2 separate regions of the Mus musculus genome follow, and region 1 is linked to region 2. The links are chromatin loops, found by intact Hi-C in ENCODE. Cell type or tissue: gastrocnemius. All regions are shown on one strand. Links, peaks and the distances in the headings refer to the core of each region. The heading gives the core; the rest is flanking DNA.

Evidence for each region. Hi-C counts contacts between places; a loop is a spot of excess contacts. Peaks named below come from ENCODE experiments on the same cell type or tissue, not always from the same donor. Only the 100,000 strongest peaks of a DNase experiment are listed, where the experiment ranks them.
Region 1: a loop joins it to region 2, with 4 times the contacts of the local background. A loop is called at or near these places in 3 of 42 quality-filtered maps.

What each region holds. Positions count from the first base shown.
Region 1 is chr4:70,260,458-70,270,113 of GRCm38, forward strand. It overlaps Cdk5rap2 (CDK5 regulatory subunit associated protein 2), which reads right to left. Exons shown (of 37, transcript NM_145990.4): 24 at 6,018-6,591; 25 at 4,034-4,266. Among named protein-coding and RNA genes, the nearest start is that of Cdk5rap2, 150 kb to the right of the region's middle. In gastrocnemius, for the core only: a CTCF peak has its summit at 4,894 (motif pointing right); DNase peaks (open chromatin) are centred at 141, 2,560 and 4,942.
Region 2 is chr4:70,615,324-70,624,962 of GRCm38, forward strand. No RefSeq gene overlaps it. Among named protein-coding and RNA genes, the nearest start is that of Gm32209, 5.0 kb to the right of the region's middle. In gastrocnemius, for the core only: a CTCF peak has its summit at 6,197 (motif pointing left); no DNase peak of the experiment used is centred there.

The DNA.
Region 1 (9,656 bases), core at 1-8,000, 360 kb before region 2:
CAGAAGCCTCTTTTGGCACACAATTTCTCACCACGACTCGACATGATCCCCGTACTCAAACCCAAGTTCCTGGTGTCTCCAACTCCAGGCCATTCTTCTTCTCTCCTTTCGACCACGGCTCCTCTCAGGAGCCTGGCACACACCGAGGATAGAAGGGTGGATGCAGAGCTGTCCGGTCTGTCCTCGGTGAGCTCACCTCCAAGGAGACAGTTACAGGGTGTGGGGATGAGGGACAGTGTGGTAGCGGTGAAGGCAAACACAGTCCAGTATCAGCCAGAGGGGAAATTAGAGGTGGGGGATGGAGGGAGCTTTGTGCCTCTCCCCTCCGCCCCAAGGTTCATTTGTTTGCTTTTAAGGCAAAAATCTTCTATGTATCCCAAGCCAGCCATACACCCACAATCTTCTTCCTCAGCCCTGCTTGGGATGATAAACCTGTGCTACCATGCCAGGCATCTGGGCTTCATCTCTGAAGCAAAAACCATTCTATACAGAGGAGGTGATTCCATGGTGACAGGAGTCAGACCCTTTGTTTAACAGCCTGGGACACTGTTATCATCCATCCCTCCTCTCCTCTCCCCTCCCCTCCCCTCCCCTCCCCTCTCCTCCTCTCCCCTCCCCTCCCCTCCCCTCCCCTCCCCTCCCTCCTTCCCTTCCTCCCTTTTGTCTGAAGTTTTCCCTCTTCTCCCAGTCCTTCCCTTCATGGATCTCCCCTCTACCCTACCTCCCAATCCTCTCTTCCTCGATTTCTCTTCAGAAAAGGGCAGACCTCTCATGGATACCAACCATGGCAATATCAAGTTACAGACAGACCAGGTACCTCTTGCAATGCTTGCTGTCACTTCCCAAATGCTGTATGTTTCCAAGGGCAACACGAGACACTTAAAATAAGCTCACTTAATCCTTACAAACAACTCTGCTAAGGTAGGTGCTGCTACTTCCATAGAAGACATATGACCTTTGAAGTCGAATGACCCATAAACCAGGGTATTAACTCCAATATCTGACTCCAAAGGCCACTCTAGCTTCCCTCTGATAGCCTATACCACAAAGTCAGACTGACATGTGTGAGTTGCAGATAACCCAGAGTGAAGTACAGGAACAAGCTCTCTCTTCTATGGGGTGAACAGAGAGAGCTTTGAGAGGAGCGATACAATTTCTATAGAGAGTGAGTACAGCCTGGGTAGAAAGGCACTGGTCTGAGCAGTCAGAGAACGGGAAACGTGACAGGAACCTTTGGTCTCCACATCCAGCCTGACTCGAATGAGACAGGGACACAGATATCGAAGTGGTCTGAACCGGCTGTGAAAGAAAACCTCCAATTCGGACTCTGCCATCTCCTGTGTGACCTCTCATGCTCCTCACATGTATAGTTCCTCCTGTGCTGAGAATACAGCAAACATACAGTGAACGCCACCTTCCACATCCCTGCACTGGTTTTTCCATCACACCAGGGAAAGTCTTGAGAAGGAATGAGGAAAAGTGTCAAGGCAAAGGATCCTTAGTGACTGGCTTCTATTTAAGAGGCTAAACCTTGACAGCCATACCGAGTTCACTGAAGGGCTATCTCGGAATTGTCTCTGCAGCAATTCTAGCACTCTGCTCAATTACTGCATTCCTCATACCAGCGTGTCTCTGAAGACACCATGATGGGCTATGCTGGGAAACCCGACTGCAACTCCAGCTACAGATCTACTCCGTGTCTGAGTCTGTGGAAGATCTAAACGCTACAGACCTTCACTCTAGGAAAGTGAATGCTCCACAGCATCTTCCCAGTCCAGACCCCTCATGGGACCCTAAGTTTCCAGCTCTGCCCTTAGCAAGTGTCAAGAAAGCGCATTACTACCTACCCTACCCTGCGGCTTAGATTCTGCCAACCGAATGCTGTGACAGAAATAGCAAGGATGCACTGAGATTCCAAGTCAGTGTTCTTTACAACGGTCCCCAAATGGACACAACCTAAGCGTCCATCCCTTGGGAATCATCAAATAAGGCAAGGGACATTTATATAGAAAATGTTCTGCAGCCACTAAAGCTTAATGTGTGTTATCAATCACTGAGCAAAGGGAAAGGTTGCAAAGAGTCCTGTTGCTATATAAAAAAAAAAACCCACATTTCTAAAGGGTCCAGGCACAGAAACTCGGAGACTGCCCATGCACGGCTACACAAATGATACAATCAGGGTAGTGTCTGCCTAGCTATCATTCCACAGGAAACATGCTTGGTATTACTTTTTAAGGTCTATATTTAAATGTTTGACAACCTTTGCCATACACCTACTTTACATGCCAATTACTTTATTGTAAATCCAGATCATAATGCAAGAGCCAGACTCCTACCATGGAATCCAAGAAATATCAGTCTCTGTGCCTCTTTTTCTTCCCTGCATAGGGAGGAAGCTGCAGTGAGGTTCCTGTGGCCTTTGTACCTCGAAGAAAGTGAGGTTCTACACGTGCCATCTGCTAGCTCTGAATGTTCCTACCTCCAGAGGAAACAACAAGCGGGATGTTTGTCAGATTCTGGCTGAGAGCGAAGACATTGAGCAGCCAGCTGAAGAGGGAGAGGAGCTGGTGCCAGAGGCAACTTTCCCCTCACCTCCCTGGCCAAGGCCAGGGCCAGGACCAGCTGAAGAAAACACAACAAAGCATTATGGGCTTGGTCAATCCAGTTTTATCTGTCTGACACCCACTTCCTTCTGCACTAGTAAGTGAAAGTGAGCTTATTTAGACCGCATGGTCCAGAGAGAACAGCCTTTATCAAGCTGCATATAGGCCAGTGCTCCTATACCCTGATCCTCAGGGCTCTTAGGGAACAAATGCCAGGAAGCCAGTCTATGACAGGTCTCTAGGAAAACCACTAATGGCTATCAGATGGGGGAACTACCCTGTGTTTATCCTGGAATTAAACTGTACATACAGGGACCAAGGTGAACTATCGGTTCTCTGTGAGTGGAGGCAAAAGAACAGTTAAATCTGGCATTACCAAGTGCCCTGTGTCTCTAGGAAACTTACTGCTTTGATTAAGGCCAGGTTCCTAACCTGCAAAGCACACAGATCTGAGGGTTTAGCCTCAATTTACCATTAACACATCTGACCAAAAGTACTTGGTCATGAGAACCACATGTCACTCATAAAGCCAAGTCCTAACAAAACCAAGAATGGTGGTTTGAATCAGAATGGCCCCCAGAGGACCAAATATTTGAATACTTAGCCAAAAGGAAGTAGTACTATTTGAGAGCATTATAAGGATTAAGAGGTGTGGATGTGTTGGAGGAAGTGTGTCACTGGGAGAGGACTTTGAGGTTCAAAGGCCTACGCCAGGCCAGTGTCGTACTCCCCAACCCCTACAAATAAGGTAGGTCTCAGCTACTGTTTGTACTCTGCCATTTTCCCCACCATGATGACAATGGACAAAACCTCTGAAATTGTAAACAAACTCCAAATAAATGCTTCCTTTTTCACAAGAGCTGCCTTGGTCATGGTGTCTCTTTAAAGCAACACAACAGTGACTATGACACTGAGTTATTGTCCAATTCCAAGAGCACTGTGATGCTCCAACCAAGTAATGTCTACAATATCAAGAATACAAACAGATCTAGCGGGAACAGACTTATGCGAAGAGATGAGTTGTAAAACCCCAGCATGGCCATGCATTCTCAACACAACCACAGAGAAGGTACTTCCTCTGGTGGACCACTCTACATACCATAAAACTGGACTCACTCACTCACTAACTCACTAGCTTCCTGACTATGAAAACCAAGAAAAATGGAGGAGCGGGGACAGTGATGTCGGTGAGTGACAGGACTGTTGCTGTCTTATGACAGAGATTGTCCAGGAGCACTTACCTAATAGGAGGGCTGAGAAAAACAAGGGGGAACAAGAGAAGCAAAGCGCAGGACTGTGAAGTAGAAGGCTGTTTCGGCTTAATGGCAGAACAGCCAGGTTTGTGTGTACAGCAAAGCCAACGAATCAAACCTGCTGGTGCCCACACCGAAGGAGCCGGAGAGTCACAGTGAGGGCCTCTACCTACGTACCATGGAGAAACAGCCTCTCCAGTTGCTCTAGCAGTCCAGCACACTGTGTCAGCTGCTCCCGGAAGCCCTCGGCCACGCAACTGTCCACATCACTGGCCTGCAGAAGCTCCTCAAACGCCTTGATCATGGTGCTCATGTGTTGACGGTAAATGACACAGATGCCATGGCTATCCTTAATTTGCTGTCGCTGAAGGGAGAGCTCCCTCGCTTGGGACTGAACCAATGAATCGTATCTGATAAAAGAGGGAAGGAAAATGTGTGTGTCATTTTCGAATTGAATTTTTGTGACCTCAACACTAATTGGAAAAATGACAGAGCATAATTTCTGAAAGCCCGTAGCTGTACAAGCATATATACTTTAGAAAAATTGAAACTGTACAAGGTCACCCCTTCTTTGAGTTCAAACAGCCAACAAATGCTTGAACAGAGATTCTTCTGCAATATTTGTAACCTTAGAGAGCCCCCAATTAAAGCATAGATTGGCAAGGACTCAGGAGCACAATTAGTTTCCATACACTCTTCAAAGACACTATTCTGAATTGTAGAAACAAATGCCCCAAGGTCAGGGACCCACTGAAAATTCTCACCAAGTACAAGTATGTATACGGCAAGGGTAAAAAGAAAGGACTCCCTGCTTCCAACGGAAAGAGTCAGTTGGACGCCAGGCCACCACCTTACTGAGTGACTAGGTCCCATCAGTCATGGGATCAAGTTATCGTAGGTCACCTGGTTCTCCCAGGCTTCTAACAAATGGATTCTTGCAGAGAAGGAAAGCTTTCTCAAAGGTATTTAGAGCTAAAGCTTTGCTTTTCAAACCCACAGAATGTGAAGAGTTATCATGCAATACCACCCCCTCACCACCAGGTGCCACCCTTCTCTACGCAGGCCCAGGAGTCGGTAAGAGCAAGCCTGCAGCTTCCTCAGACGAGGAAAAACAGTCACAGCAAGCTGTTCACCATGACCACTGTTAATACCAATACACTACAGGCAAATCACAGCAGCGCCATCTCAAGGGTGGGGTAGTTCCGGGGAACACTAAGAGTGGGCAGTATAGGCTGGAACCCTGGCAGGGGCTCTGACCACGGGCAAGTCACAGAAATCTCTAGGAGTCTCAGTTGCTCTGCTAACTAAAACAAGTTGAGAATGCCTCCTGCTCAGTGTGTCTGGAACTAAATAGTTGAGTTCTTTCCCAGTGGAATGGTACACACTTGCCATCCAGCACTCAGGAGGCAGAGGCAGGAAGAATATGAGTTTAAGAGCAGCTTCAACTATGTGGTGAAACTCCCATCTCAAAACAAAATCAAACAAACACGTCCGAGCCTGAAGGCTGATAAGTTTCCCTCAGTCTTGCTGCTTGGGTAGCCTTGAAAAATAAAATATCACTCTATCTCTTGACAATCCAGAACAGCGCTTTTCTCAAATTAGTAACGAATGAAGGTCAAATTTACAGACTATCCCGTTTTTTTGCCATATCTCACGAAGCCAGTGTACATATTTATAACTATAAAGCATTATCTTCATGACCCAAGAATTTCTTGCTTTCTACACAGGCTTATTTCTCTAAGATGACCTTAAAGGGTAAAGATATGAAAAACATTTATATTCCTCCCAACCTGCTTAGGACATCCATTTTATTTCCACAACAAGGCAAAAGCCAATAACAGAGTTCAGAAATAAACACAGCAGGCAGCTCAGTAAACACACTGCAATCCACCGTCTGATGGCTGTGGAGTTTCTACACTGAGTCCTCAGCCTGAGGAGGGCAACTCCTGCCCTGCCAGTCTCAGAAGTTGCCCAGCTCCTAACATACGCATGCATAGAGTGAAGCTGTGTGGCTGCCTGAAGCCCAAGTGAAGCCTTCCCTAGGGTATACTCTACCCACCCAGGGAGTAGCATTCGCTCAAGAGCTGCTGGGCTCCTACATAGCAACGACCTGGGAAACCTGCAAGCCTAATGAGGAGGATGAAGCAGGAATAGGATGTACCTTGATGGCGAGAGGTCTTGGAACTTGTTCTGCAGGTCATGGATTTCACCGAAAAGTTCCAAGTTCAAGTCCTGCTCCTTCTGTAGCTCCTGCTCCTGGTCCACCAGCTGCTGCTTGAGGCTCTCTAGCATCTTGCCATCAATCATCTCCGGGGTTAGTGGACGGAGGATTTTCATATGCTTCACATATCGTACTTGGTGCAAACTTGAAAATGTCATCTCTTCCTCATCAATATGGCCCTTAGGCTTGTTCAAGCCATCTTGGGCCCCTTCTGTCCCACACAAAACTGTGATAATAGCCTCACTGCACTGAGAGTGCTTCAGTAGCTGGACAATGATGTTCCGGTAGCCTTCCAGCTCGGTTTGCAAGTCGTGGATTTTCTGTTTTAAGTCTTCTGTGTCATCAGGGATATTGATATTCTCAGACTGGTCAGTTCCATTCACGCTGACTTTAACAGAGAGCTGACTCTTGGAATCCAGGTAAGTGGCTATGGAGGATGGGCCTAGGAGGTCTTCAAGATTCTCTTTGCATGCTGGTAATAAGGCAAGGTCATCAGGTGGACAGATTTCAGAATCTGAAAATCAAATACTAATCTTTGTCAGTGTCTCCTTTTGCTGCAATCAACTTCTTACCTCTACAGCTTCCCACAGTTGAATTCTGGATCTTAAATGTCCCCAAAGCCCATGTATTAAAGGCTTGGTTTATAACACCACTGGAAGGTTGTGCTGTGTTTAGGAGGTGGAGCCTTGTAGAAAAAAAGCATCACTAAAGAGGACTTTTAAGACCCTATCCCCCAAACCCTGGTTTCTAAATGGTTCCTAAACATTATGAGGGTGAACAGGTATACTTTATCAAATGTCCCCACCATGATATTATTCCCTCACCAAAGGCTCAGAGTGACAAGTCCAGGAAGTCATGGACTGCACCCATGAGTCAATATTCTCTGTTATTTCAAGTTGATTGTCTCAGAAATTTCGTCATGCTCTAGAAAGCTGACTAGCATACTATTTTACCATTCAATCCACCCTCTTTGTCATGTTGGAAGCAACCTAGCCCCACACACCATCCATGGCATGTCCCCACAAAGTCATCAGACCCTTCTCCCCACATCAAGCTATTTCACAGTTCCATGTTTTAGCATTTACTGTGTCCAGAATAAATATTTGTCCTTCCGTAGTCAGGCCTAGTTTTCCTTTCTCTGTGAGCCTACCTTTGGACTGTACACTTTTCTGTGTACAATTATGTGCCCCCTTGTCTATGCATCACATACATGTAGGTGCCCATGCAGGTCAGGAGAGAGTGGCTGAACCAGAATTACAGGCAGTTGTGAGCTCAGGAGTTAGGTTTTGATATAGGTCCATTGTAAGTGGGGGTTCTTATCCACTCAGACATCTTTCTAGGCCTGAAAAATCTCTTCTTTAAAATCAAAAGACCTGGTCTCCAACACTGGCTGTGCCACTTTGTTTTAAATAACCTTACTTGAGCAAATTAATGGGCCACTCTGAGCCTCCAGAATTTCACTTGCAAGGTAACAAGAACACCACTCAGGAGAAGAACCAGCAGTATTTGTTGGTTGAGATTATATTGAACAATATCAGAAAAAGACTAACAGGAATAATAAATTCAGCAGTAAATGAATTCAGAGAACAGGAATGCTCCTTGATTCTTTAGAACCAATTCGTCAACGATGGAAGAAGATGTCATCATGGAAGGCATCAAAGCAAAGGCTGGCTCAGGAAAAGGCTTTAAAGACAACAACATGAGCCGGACTAGATGATCTAGGATGGCTTTCAGAAAGACAGTCTGTGGAGCCACAGGTTCTATAATTTGTTCCTCACAGTCTCAAGGCTACTCTTATCATTGTTAACAATGTCAATATCATCATTGGATTTTTGGACAACAGTAGGTACATGCCTTAATAGAAGTATTCCCAATATAGCAGTTCTCCAGTGCTTAATATGTCATCAAGGGGAAACCATGCTGTTCATCTGTTTCTCTGGTATCCGGCACAAGACGGGCGATGGAAAATGTACGTGAAAACTACTGGGCTCAAAGAGGATAAGAAGCAGAAAGAACACCTGATCTCTCAGCAAGGTTTTCTTCTAGGAAGTCATCCTCCAAGATAAGGAAATATATACTAACCTAAGCCCCATAAGTTACATGTGTCCCAGGAAGCCGAGGATGCAGCCTACCACATCTATAGACCACAATGTCATGCTGCAACATCAAAAGATTGAATAGCCCCATGAACATAGAAACCTCATACCATGGCTTGCTTTTGATAGTATGAAGAAGAAATCTTTCTTCCCTCAAAAAACTAAACATAATCTTGATGTGTTTTGTGAAGGAATAAAACATAAAGCATAGAAAAAGGCAACTCCTACACAAATGTCACTTTGAGACCTGGCACTTAGAGTGACAGGGGTATTGTGTATGCTCACACCTTCACTTTAAACTCTGCTCCTAACAAACCAACAAGCATAGCATTCCTATATGTCACCCTTTAGACGCACCCTCAAGGTACTATGGAAACACAATACAAGTAGAAGCTTCCTAAAATATATACTGTCAGAGACCATCCCGTGAGAAAGTGAGCCCTTCACAATCTCCTTAACAAATCAAGGGCCTTGTACTAAGAGCTGGTTGTCACCCCCCTTTCCTCCCTATTCCTTTCCTGGCACCTGAGGCTGTAAAAGCTAAATTATAGTCCCCTCTTCCCTATCTCTTCCTGAGTTCCCATGCCATCCAAGGACATGAGTTACGCCTGAGCCCAGCCTGACCCCCAAGGCCGTCAAGGAGGATCGATGTTCCAGAGATAAGATCCAGAGTGCCCACTGCCTGGCGCCTGACTTCGGCCCCCATGTCAGCAGATGCCCACTTCTTTGTTCTTTGTATAATTCTCCCTAGACCCCTCCCATATTCCCCGAGATGTATGCTTTAAAAAGAAGGCACCTCAGCCTAATAAACGAGACCTTGATAGGTTCAATCTACTTGGTCCTCCGACTCTTCTTTCTTTTACTCCCATTTCCTTCCAGGTTTGCGGTCCCCCTCGCACCCACGAATAACTGAATCCCGCGGGACGGGATAATATACATATATGAAGGTGATCTAAGTGAAATGCCAAACAATGGAGGAGACAGAGTCCCAATTGTTCATCTCTTGTCACCAAATGAAACCTTCAGTCCTGAGATGGGTTACATTTAATTGAATTGTTGGTCAAAGAGGTCCCATAGGAATCTCCAAACAACTCAGGCTGTTGCCAAGGCTACGGGTTGTTCTCACAAACTGTCAGCAAGGCCCCATTACTGAAGAAAACACCTGCATATCTTGTTGAGCATGGAGAAGTCAAGCTGGTATGAACAGTCTTCACTCCCATTTCCTAGGTTCTACTATCTTTGGTAAAGGATGGTCTTATACCTACTACCGAAAGTGAAATGTAAACACCAAGCCAGCCACAAAATCTTTACTCTGCAATGATATTCTGTCTGCAAGAATTGCTAGGGCAATCGTGACTCAAACATTTTGGGAATAACCAATCAATATCTGATTTGACTTCAGGATTACTCCATGAGATGGGATCTATACCTGGCACAGCTTGAGTGACCAAGAAACAGAGACTACATAGCCCAGGGACATAGG
Region 2 (9,639 bases), core at 1,640-9,639:
CATCGGGGTTCAGACCTCAGCTCGACTGGATACCAGCCTGCAATTCCCCACAAAAAACCAAATAAACAGAGGGCGGGGCCTGAGATAGAGACTGAGACACACACACACACACACACACACACACACACACACACAGAGACAGAGAGAGACACACACAGAGAGAGACAGAAAGAGACACAGAGAGAGACACAGAGAGACAGAGACAGAGGGAAACACAGCAAGAGAAGCAAAATGCCCTACAGACTTACCTACTGGCAAATCTGATGGCCACTCTTTGAGGGCCTCCCTCCTCAGATATATTCAAGAGCATGTCAAGTTAACAAAAACTAACACAACAAGCTTTCATTCCCTACCCAAGTCTTTAAGTGCACTGACATTACAGAATAACGGTCTTTGTTTAGGTAGTGGTTTCCTTCACCTTTCTTTTAAGGGAAAAGTTTAGGGTTATCAATAATAAATTTATGCACCTTAAAACAAACAAATGAACAAGCAAACAAACAAAAAACCAAAACCCTGGGCGGCATCATCTGGTGGCAGTCCAGGTTAAAGAAGGTTGAGGGAAAGTTTCTTGCTGTTGACCTGCTTGCTTCCCTGCACAGCTGGTGAGTTCATCGACAGTGTTAACAGGCTACCGAGGCTGTTGTCACAGCTGCTTTAGGTTGCTGCTATCAAAACCCAGCTTCTTCATCCTTCCAACACGTATTGAATCATCCAGGCCTGCAGTGCCAGACAGGAATTGCTGAGACAGCCAGCTTTGTTGACCAAGCAGATCCTGGACTCTCAGTTTTTTTTCAGTGTCAGGAGAGTATTGTTATACAATCCAACTTGTATCATGTAAGCCAGTATAACACTTCCCTTTTGTGACATGTATTCATTCTATAGCTTTTGTTCCTCTAGAGAACCCTAATAGAGGAACCAAGCATAACCTTTAAGTCTTGATTCATCTTCTCTACATTGCACATGCTGGTATTATAGGCATGCACCCCATACCCAGTTTATGTGGTGCTGAGGACTGAACCCAGAGCTTCACCATGCGAGACAAGCACTATACCAACTTAACTATATCCTCAGCAATTTATTTATTGAATTTTGCATGTGTGTGTGGTATGAATGTGTGGGGACACGTGCAGGTGTGCATGCATGTGTATGTGTACATATGGAGGCCAAAAATTGGCTCTAATTATCTTCTTTGCCCAATCTCCACCTTATACTTTAAGGCAGGATCTCTCACTTGATTTCAGGGCTCACCTTTGTCAGGATGTTGCTGGATTGCCATTCCTCTTCAATATTAAAAGCATAGCATCACACCTATTCATCATTTATATGGATTCTGGAAAGCAGAACTCTAGTCTTCATGCTTGAGTGACAAATGGTTTATTAGCTGAGCCATCTCTTCAACCTTGTTTGTTTGTTTGTATGTTTACTTATTTATTTATTAAGGTAGTATCTTGGTATGTAGTTCGGGAGGGCCTCAGATTTACATCAGTTCTCTTGCTTCAGCCCCATGACGGCTGATATTAGTGGTGTAATATCTTAGCCATCTGCAAACACAAGTTTTGGAAAAGAAAATAAACAAAAGCTTTGTTTTTGGGGTCATGCTATCTTTGTAAAAGATATGGCTAAGTAAATACCTTATTGTTTTAACTCCAAAGAAAACCCTCACCTCCAGACACATGCAGCATCTGGGAGGAGCAATTAAGTGAAATCCTGTACCCACGCTCCCAGGTGTCCCTAGTGTTTGGTTAGAATTCCTCACTGATGTATACCTGCTCAATGATTTGTTAATCTGCCCCCCCCCCCTGCCCCTAACACACAACACCACCACTACCATCTGCAAACCAGGCAGCTGCGTGGAATGTATTAGCAGACCAGGAGAGTCTGAATTATGCAATACATGTTTACAATGTAAGAGGGAGAAACGGCCCCTCCCAGGTTGCACTAGGGACGTAGAAGTATGCTGGACCTAACAAGATAGGTCCCAAACATTCCTCAATAGACTTCCAAAATTATCTGCTCACCTTTTGGAAGTTTTGCTTAAAAGCTGTAATGTCTACTGACAAAAAAGCTCAGAGTAACGTTTTCATTTCTTGAGTTGGTTGTGATGATTTTCAGAATGTTCTAGGGCCCTTTGCAGCCTCTGTACTGTGAACCACTACTCTTGAGTTCATGTATGGCAGTAAATTTTTCAATGCTTTGTGTTAGGATCAGATTTTTTTCTTTTATTAGATATTTTCTTCATTTACATTTCAAATGCTATTCCGAAAGTCCCCTATACCCTCTCCCTGCCCTGCTCCCCAACCCACCCACTCTTGCTTCCTGGCCCTGCAGACGTTTCATTCTTAATCCAGTAATAGTTGTATAGCTACTTAATAAAAACATGTGACATGAGGCTGGGGAGAGATTTCTCAGTGAATTAAGTGCTTTTCATGCTAGAATGAGGATATGAGTGCAAGTCCTTAACACCATGCAGAAAGCTGGGAATGGTTCTAACCTATAACTCGATATAACTACAGTGAAGGGTGGCTGAGGGTGAGACAGGGGGATTCATGGAATGTGCTGGCTAACTGCCAGTCTGACTGAAAAAAACAAAACAAAACAAAACATGAATTCCAGATTCAATAAGGGACACTGTCTCAAGGGAGTGAGGTGGAACGAGATAGAGGACACCCTTCCCCAGGTGCACATACCTGTATACTAAGTACTGAGTCACATATATTTAACACACACACCCACACACACCCACACACACACACACACATACACACACACACCTCACAGCACTCACATTAAGGTGAAGGGTGGGTTGAGGAAGATTTGTGATATAAACCTCATGCATGAACATACATACAAATCCCCCCTACAAAAAGGTGACTTTTAATAGCATGTTTTTGTTTGTGACAGAAGTTAAGTTGAAACCAGTTTCAAAAAGATGAATGGATATTATTGATATAACCAAAAATGGCAAGCTATCAGGTATGGCTGGATCAAATATGGCTAGATCAAGACACTCAAGAGTGTCAGAAAGACATCTCTTCCTATCTGTTGATTCTGATTTCTTTGGAGTCGACTTTATTCTCAGTCTAGAGTTTGAACATGTCAGATAGACCATGTAAAAAGAGTCCAGCAGCTCAGAATGGTAGTGCTAAGGGTTCGGAGAAGCTGTAAAAGTGATCCTATTCAGTGTCGAAGTATGAATTTCAGTGTTTTGGGGGTGTGCCACTTGTTTATGTAGCCCTAGGTCAGGTGTGGCAGTGCTCTTCTGCAATGTTAGCACTCAGGAGGAGGTTGAGGCAAGAGGATCAGAAGTTCAAGGATATCTTCACTAACATAGAGGCCAGCCTTCACTATAGGCAATCTCGTCTCAAGTTTAATAAAAAAGAAGATTGTAAACTAACAAGTAAGAAACAGCATGGTAACAAACATCTCTGATTTCAGCAGAGAGGCAGTTGGGTCTCTCTGAATTCCAGAAAGGTTTGGTCTACATAGTGAGTTTCTAGCCAGCCAGGGCTGCACAATGAGGCCCTGTCTAAAAAACAACACACAAAACAAAAAAGAAGGAGATAAGGAAGAGGAGGGAGGCTCCTTGCTCCCACAGTGAGAGTTACATCTGTCCAGGAGACCATGTTTAGCTCACATGACTCTTTTTTGATTGTTTAATGCTGCCACCACATCTTGTTTTTATAGTGTTTCTTCATCCATGTGGAAGGAATATGCTACCAAAATGAGTGAAATCTCCAGCCACCACACCTACTTCTTGTTTTATGTTTCATTACAACTTTCTATCATAGAACATTTTAAATTTCCCTTTATTTCTTCAGGGAGAAAATCTTTAAGGATGGAAGAATCTGCTCAGTGGTTAAGAGAACTTGCTGTTCTTATCGAGGACAAGGGTTCAAGTGCCCAGCACTTACAGGGTGGTATAGCGCTGGATGGGGATATCATGTCTCAGTACAAACCACAAAACCAAATATAAAACAACCAAGGGCATAGTGGTGTACATCTATTCTCTCAACACTTCAGAGGTGAAGGCAGGAGGATTAGGAATTTGAGATCAGCCTAAGCTACATCTCAAGTTCTAAGCAAGACAAGGCTACAACCTTGTCTCAAAAGCAAGCAAGCAAGCAAACAGAAAACCATATCAATTATCATTTACTAAAGCAGAAAAGGGAAAATAGAAGGAAAAATGTCATGTTCCTTCAGAAGAAAAAAAAATTGCCAAGGATCTCTTCATAACACTGCTCCAATTGTGCAGTCTCTAGCTGGCTGATGGATAGGAGTTGGGTTCTGCTTCCCCACACCAACAACTCCAAAACCACAGAAGAAACTGGATGACAAAGCTGGAGGATAGTAAGGTTAAGACCCATACCTTTGAACAGAATCCACCTTTGACAAGTATCAAATGTCTTGAGTTCTTTTTTTCTGAACATCAGAGAGTTGATAGTCTTATTTATAGACAGTGGGGTCCTAAAACTGGCACCATCTGGCTTCTGATGACACCCACTCCTGTTCTTCTGTTAGCACCGTAGAAGCAGTGTGGGCATCCAAACACCTGCTAAGCAATGTAATTGTAAAACAAGAGAAATTTACAGGCAAAGCCTTAAAAAAATTGGCTTTGCTTATTTCTTATTTGTGAACATTTTGCTTGCATTTATGTAATATGTGAACCCATGCCGGCCTAGTGCCCTCAGAAGTCAGAAGATGACACCAGCTTCCTGAGAACTGGAGTTACAGATGGAGGGAGGGCACATGTGTGAGTGCTGGGAATTGAATCCACAGTCTCTGCAAGTCACAGATGTTCTAAGCCAAGACGTCATCTACCTCCATCCCTCAACCCTTTTAGAGAAGAAATCGTAATGTGGCCCTGGCTTGTCTGCAATTTTTTATGTAGACCACGCTAGCCTCAAACTCATAGAGATGCGTACGAGTTTGCCTATTGAGTACTGGAAAGGTCTTGTGTGTCCGAAGCTGGTTTCAAGCTCACTGTGTAGCCAAGGGTGACCTTGAACTGCTTCTCCTGCTTTCACCTCTCCAGTGTTGGCATCAGAGGCATACACCATCACACATTACAGGCAGTGACAGGGAGAGACTACATGGCTTCGAGCATGCTAGGTAATACTCTACTGCCAGCTGAATTACATCGTAGCCTCAACTATACTTTAATGTGTGCATTAACTTCTGATTTAAGGTAAACTCTAAGTTTGCAAGTGGAATTAAAAAGTTGTTTTTGAGAGGCAAAAACAAAACAAAACAAAAAAACCAAAAAAACAAACAAACAAAAAAAAAAAACAAAAACAAAAACCAAACCAAAACAAAAAAAACCCCAGAACTGCAGCATTGCTATATAACCTAAAAACCAACTCCAGCTGGATGTAGTGTCACATGCCTGTAATCCCAGCACTCTGGAATCTGAGGCAGAAAGATGGAGAGTTAAAATGCAGCCCCAGAAAGAAACTAAACAACAACAACAACAGAAACAAACCAATGAAAAAAAGAAAGGAAAATCCAAAATGTTGAGATTACAAAGGGAAGCAGAAGAATGAGACAATTCTAAGTACCGAGTTTACTTTGTACTTCTTACCAGGGCTTCATAGACAAATAAAAGTGAGAGAAAAATATACATTATGGGTTCAAGACTGTGTTTAGGGGCTGGAGAAATGGCTCAGTGGTTAAAAAACACCTTGTTGCTGTTTATGAGGACCCAAGTTTAAATCCCAGTATGCCAGTGGCACACAATGCTTGTAACTCCAGCTTTAGACGATCCAATTACCTTCTTCTGGCCTCTGCATGCACATGAACACACACTCTCCTACATGCTCCAAAAACGTATTCTAAAAAAAGAAAAAAACACTGTTGTTATTGTGATTATAGTAGCAAGACAATGTCTGTTTTAGGAAATTTTACTTTTATGGACAGATTGGGGGTCTGGGAACCTGCACCAGTCTGCAGAGTGCTTGTCTGCCATGTACTCAGCCAACACTGCAGAACCAGCATGGAGATGTCTACCTGCTATCCCAGCACTTAGAATGTAGAAGGGGGTGGGGGTGAGGAAGATCAGAAACTGAAGGCCCTTGTCAGCTATACAGCAAGTTTGGGGCTTCCTAGGGATTCAAGAGATCTTGTGTAATAAGAGAAATTTAACACCAGAGTATACATTTTGTACTTCTGTCAATCTGTAAAAAGCAGGTGGTTGGAGATTACATTTTTTAGGTTCTATTGCCACCTAGTGGTACATTGATGTTATCTTGCAAAACTACCCCCCCCCCCCCATTGCTATTGCTATGAGGAAACACTATGACCAGAAGCAACTTGGGGAGAAAATGATTTATTTTGTTTATAATTCCATGTCATATTTCGTCATGGAAGGCAGGCATGCCAGGATCCTGGAGGCAGAAGCTGATGCAAGCTGTTGCAAAGGCTATGGAGGAGTGGTTTCTGCTGGCTTCCTCAGCCTGCTTTCTTATAGAACCCAGGACTACCAGCCCAGAAATGGAACTATTCACGATGGGTTGGGACCTCTGAAACCAATCATTAAATAAGAAAAGTTCCTGCTGGCTTGTCTAATGGAGATTCCTTTCTCTCTGATAGACAGTAGTTTATGTATGTCAAGTTGACATAAAACTACCCAGCACAGAAAATAAATAGAGAATCTTGGCCCCCTTTGGGGTAATTGCCACAATGCCCCATTTTGGTCCCCACACGAGGCTTTTGTGCTTTTCCTTTCCTTTGTCAAGTATAATATATCGGTCATGCTCATCCCATTGAAAGAAAAAAAAAAAAGAGGGTTTGAATGAGTTTAACTAGAGAACCATTCACTGTATTGCAGACAAGTCATAGTCACCCTTGGTCCTTAATTCCCCCTACTTTTGGATGAGAATAATAGTAACTGACTAGAGTTTTTTCCTTTAAGTCAGTTAATAGAGGACTTGGGCAGATAGTTTAGTGGTGGTTGTTGTTTGAATAGAAATGGACCCCACAGAGTCATACATTAGAATGCTTGGCCATAGGGAGTGGTACTATTTGGAGGTGTGGCCTTGTTGGAGTAGGTGTGGCCTTGTTGGAGTAGGTGTGGCCTAGTTGAAGAAAGTGTGTCACTGTGGGGGCAGACTTTGAAGATAAAGTGAAATTATGCCCAGTGTTGAGCAGTCTCCTCCTGCTGCCTGTGGATTAAGGTGTAGAACTCTCAGCTCCAGCACCATGTCTGCCTGCACATCACCATGTTTTGTGCAGTAATGATAATGAACTAAATTTCTGAACCTGGAAACCAACCTGTCTTAGTCAGGGTTTCTATTCCTGCACAAACATCATGACCAAGAAGCAAGTTGGGGAGGAAAGGATTTATTTGGCTTACACTTCCATACTGCTGTTCATCACCTAAGGAAGTCAGGACTGGAACTCAAGCAGGTCAGGAAGCAGGAGATGATGCAGAGGCCATGGAGGGATGTTCTTTACTGGCTTGCCTCTCCTGGCTTGCTCAGCCTGCTCTCTTATCGAACCAAGACTACCAGCCCAGAGATGGTCTCACCCACAAGGGGCCTTTCCCCCTTGATCACTAATTGAGAAAATGCCTTACAGCTGGATCTCATGGAGTCATTTCCTCAACTGAAGCTCCTTTCTCTGTGGTAACTCCAGCTGTGTCAAGTTGACACAAAACTAGCCAGTACACAGCCACAATTAAATGTTTATTTTATTTTATGAGTTGCTGTGGTCATGATGCCTCTTCATAGCAATAAAACCCTAACTAAGACAGTGGGTAAAGTACTTGCCTCACAAACATGACCAATAGCATCCACAAACATGCAGCACTGGGGAGCCAAGACACGTGGTTCCATGAGAGTCACAGGCCACTCATTGTAGCTAAAATGCTGAACTCCAGGCTCATCAAAAGAGCCTGTCTCAGAAAATAATATTGAGAGCTGGAGAGATGACTCAGCAGGAAAAAGTACTCATCTTACAAGTCTCCAGATCTGAGTTTACCATCTCCCTCCCTTACTGTCTCGCAAAGCAGCATGGTTTAAAGACCTGTATGTAGTAACATGCATCTGTAATCCCAGCACTTACATAATGAAATGGAAGAAGACTCACTTGAGGTTTTGGGCTAGGTAGCCTGGACTACACAGGTAGTTGAGAGTACACAGCACAGCAGAAACAAGGGATACTATGACTTAGGAAGTACTAAGCCAATTCCTAAAAGTTGTTCTTCTCAATCCCCCTAACACACACACACACACACACACACACACAGGCACACACACACACACACACACACACACACACACACAGAGAGAGAGAGAGAGAGAGAGAGAGAGAGTAAGCAGTGGTCTGTGCTCACCAAAGTACCTGATACAAACATTACCTGGTATATAACATTACAAACTATGATCACATGATTTCTATCATGTAAAAGCATAAGTGCTAACAGGGAGTTCAAGGGTTCAAAGTACTTCATATGATTATCCTATGTTTTGATAAAGTCTCTTGAATGCCAGACCAGACTTAAGCTAAGTAGCTAGGATGACCTTGAACTTTGTGTCCTCTTGTCTCCCCCATGACTGTCTTAGGGTTTTATTGCTATGAAGAGACACCATGACTGCAGCAACTCTTATACAAGAAAACCTTTAATTGGTGCTGGTTTACAGTTTAGATATTTGTCTATTATCATCATGGTGGGAAGCAAGGATGCAGGCAGATATGGTGCTCCAGAGGTATCTAAGAGTTCTGATTGGCAGGCAGCAGGAAGGGGTGGTGCCTGGCTTGAGCCTTTGAAACCTGAAAGCCCACCCCAAGTAACACACTTACTCCAAAAATGCCTCACCTACTCTAACAAGGCCACTGGTCCTAATCCTTTCAAAGAATGCCATTCCCTTTGAGCCTATTGGGGCCATTTTCATTCAAACCACCACAAGGACTAATTTGTACTTCTGAGAATAAACCCAGGGGATTCAAGCATGCTGGACAAATATATTGTCCAACTGGTCTCCAGCCCATTCATTTTTTGTTTTGAAATCGATTCTGCTGGACTCAACACTCTCTATCCTCTTACCTCATCTACCTGAGAATTACAGATATGCAGTGCCATGTCCAGCACTGAAAATCTAAATTTATGTCATGGTGTCACAATGAAGCAATGCAAAGGAATATTTAAGGATTGGGGTATCATCATACTTCAGTTTGGTGTCACAATGGTGTTCTGTGATGTCATAATTTGTCATTTTGATGGCATAATTCAGAATTGAGGTACCACAGTTGCATTGTGCTGGCTCCGTGGAGCACTGAAATGCCAAAATTCAGCATTGTTTCAGCAACATGGAGAATTATTTCAGTCCAGTTGATCATTTAATATAAAAATTCTGGCCTGTGATGTCACAATGGAGCATTGAGATGTCACAGTTCAGTACTATGAGGGCATGATTGAATATTTTGATGGCATTTGGTGGTATGCTGTAGAACACTGTCCTGTCAGAGGGGACATTTTGGTGTTTGTTGGACATTGTGATATTGTAAGAGCCCTATGTTGTCACAATGGCACATGATGGCAAAGTAAGTTATCTCAGCTTATGTTTGTGACATAGTAATGAGTCATCAAGTGATGTCACACAAGTGTTGTGATCCAATAATGCTATAGTGTGATTGCCCAAAGCA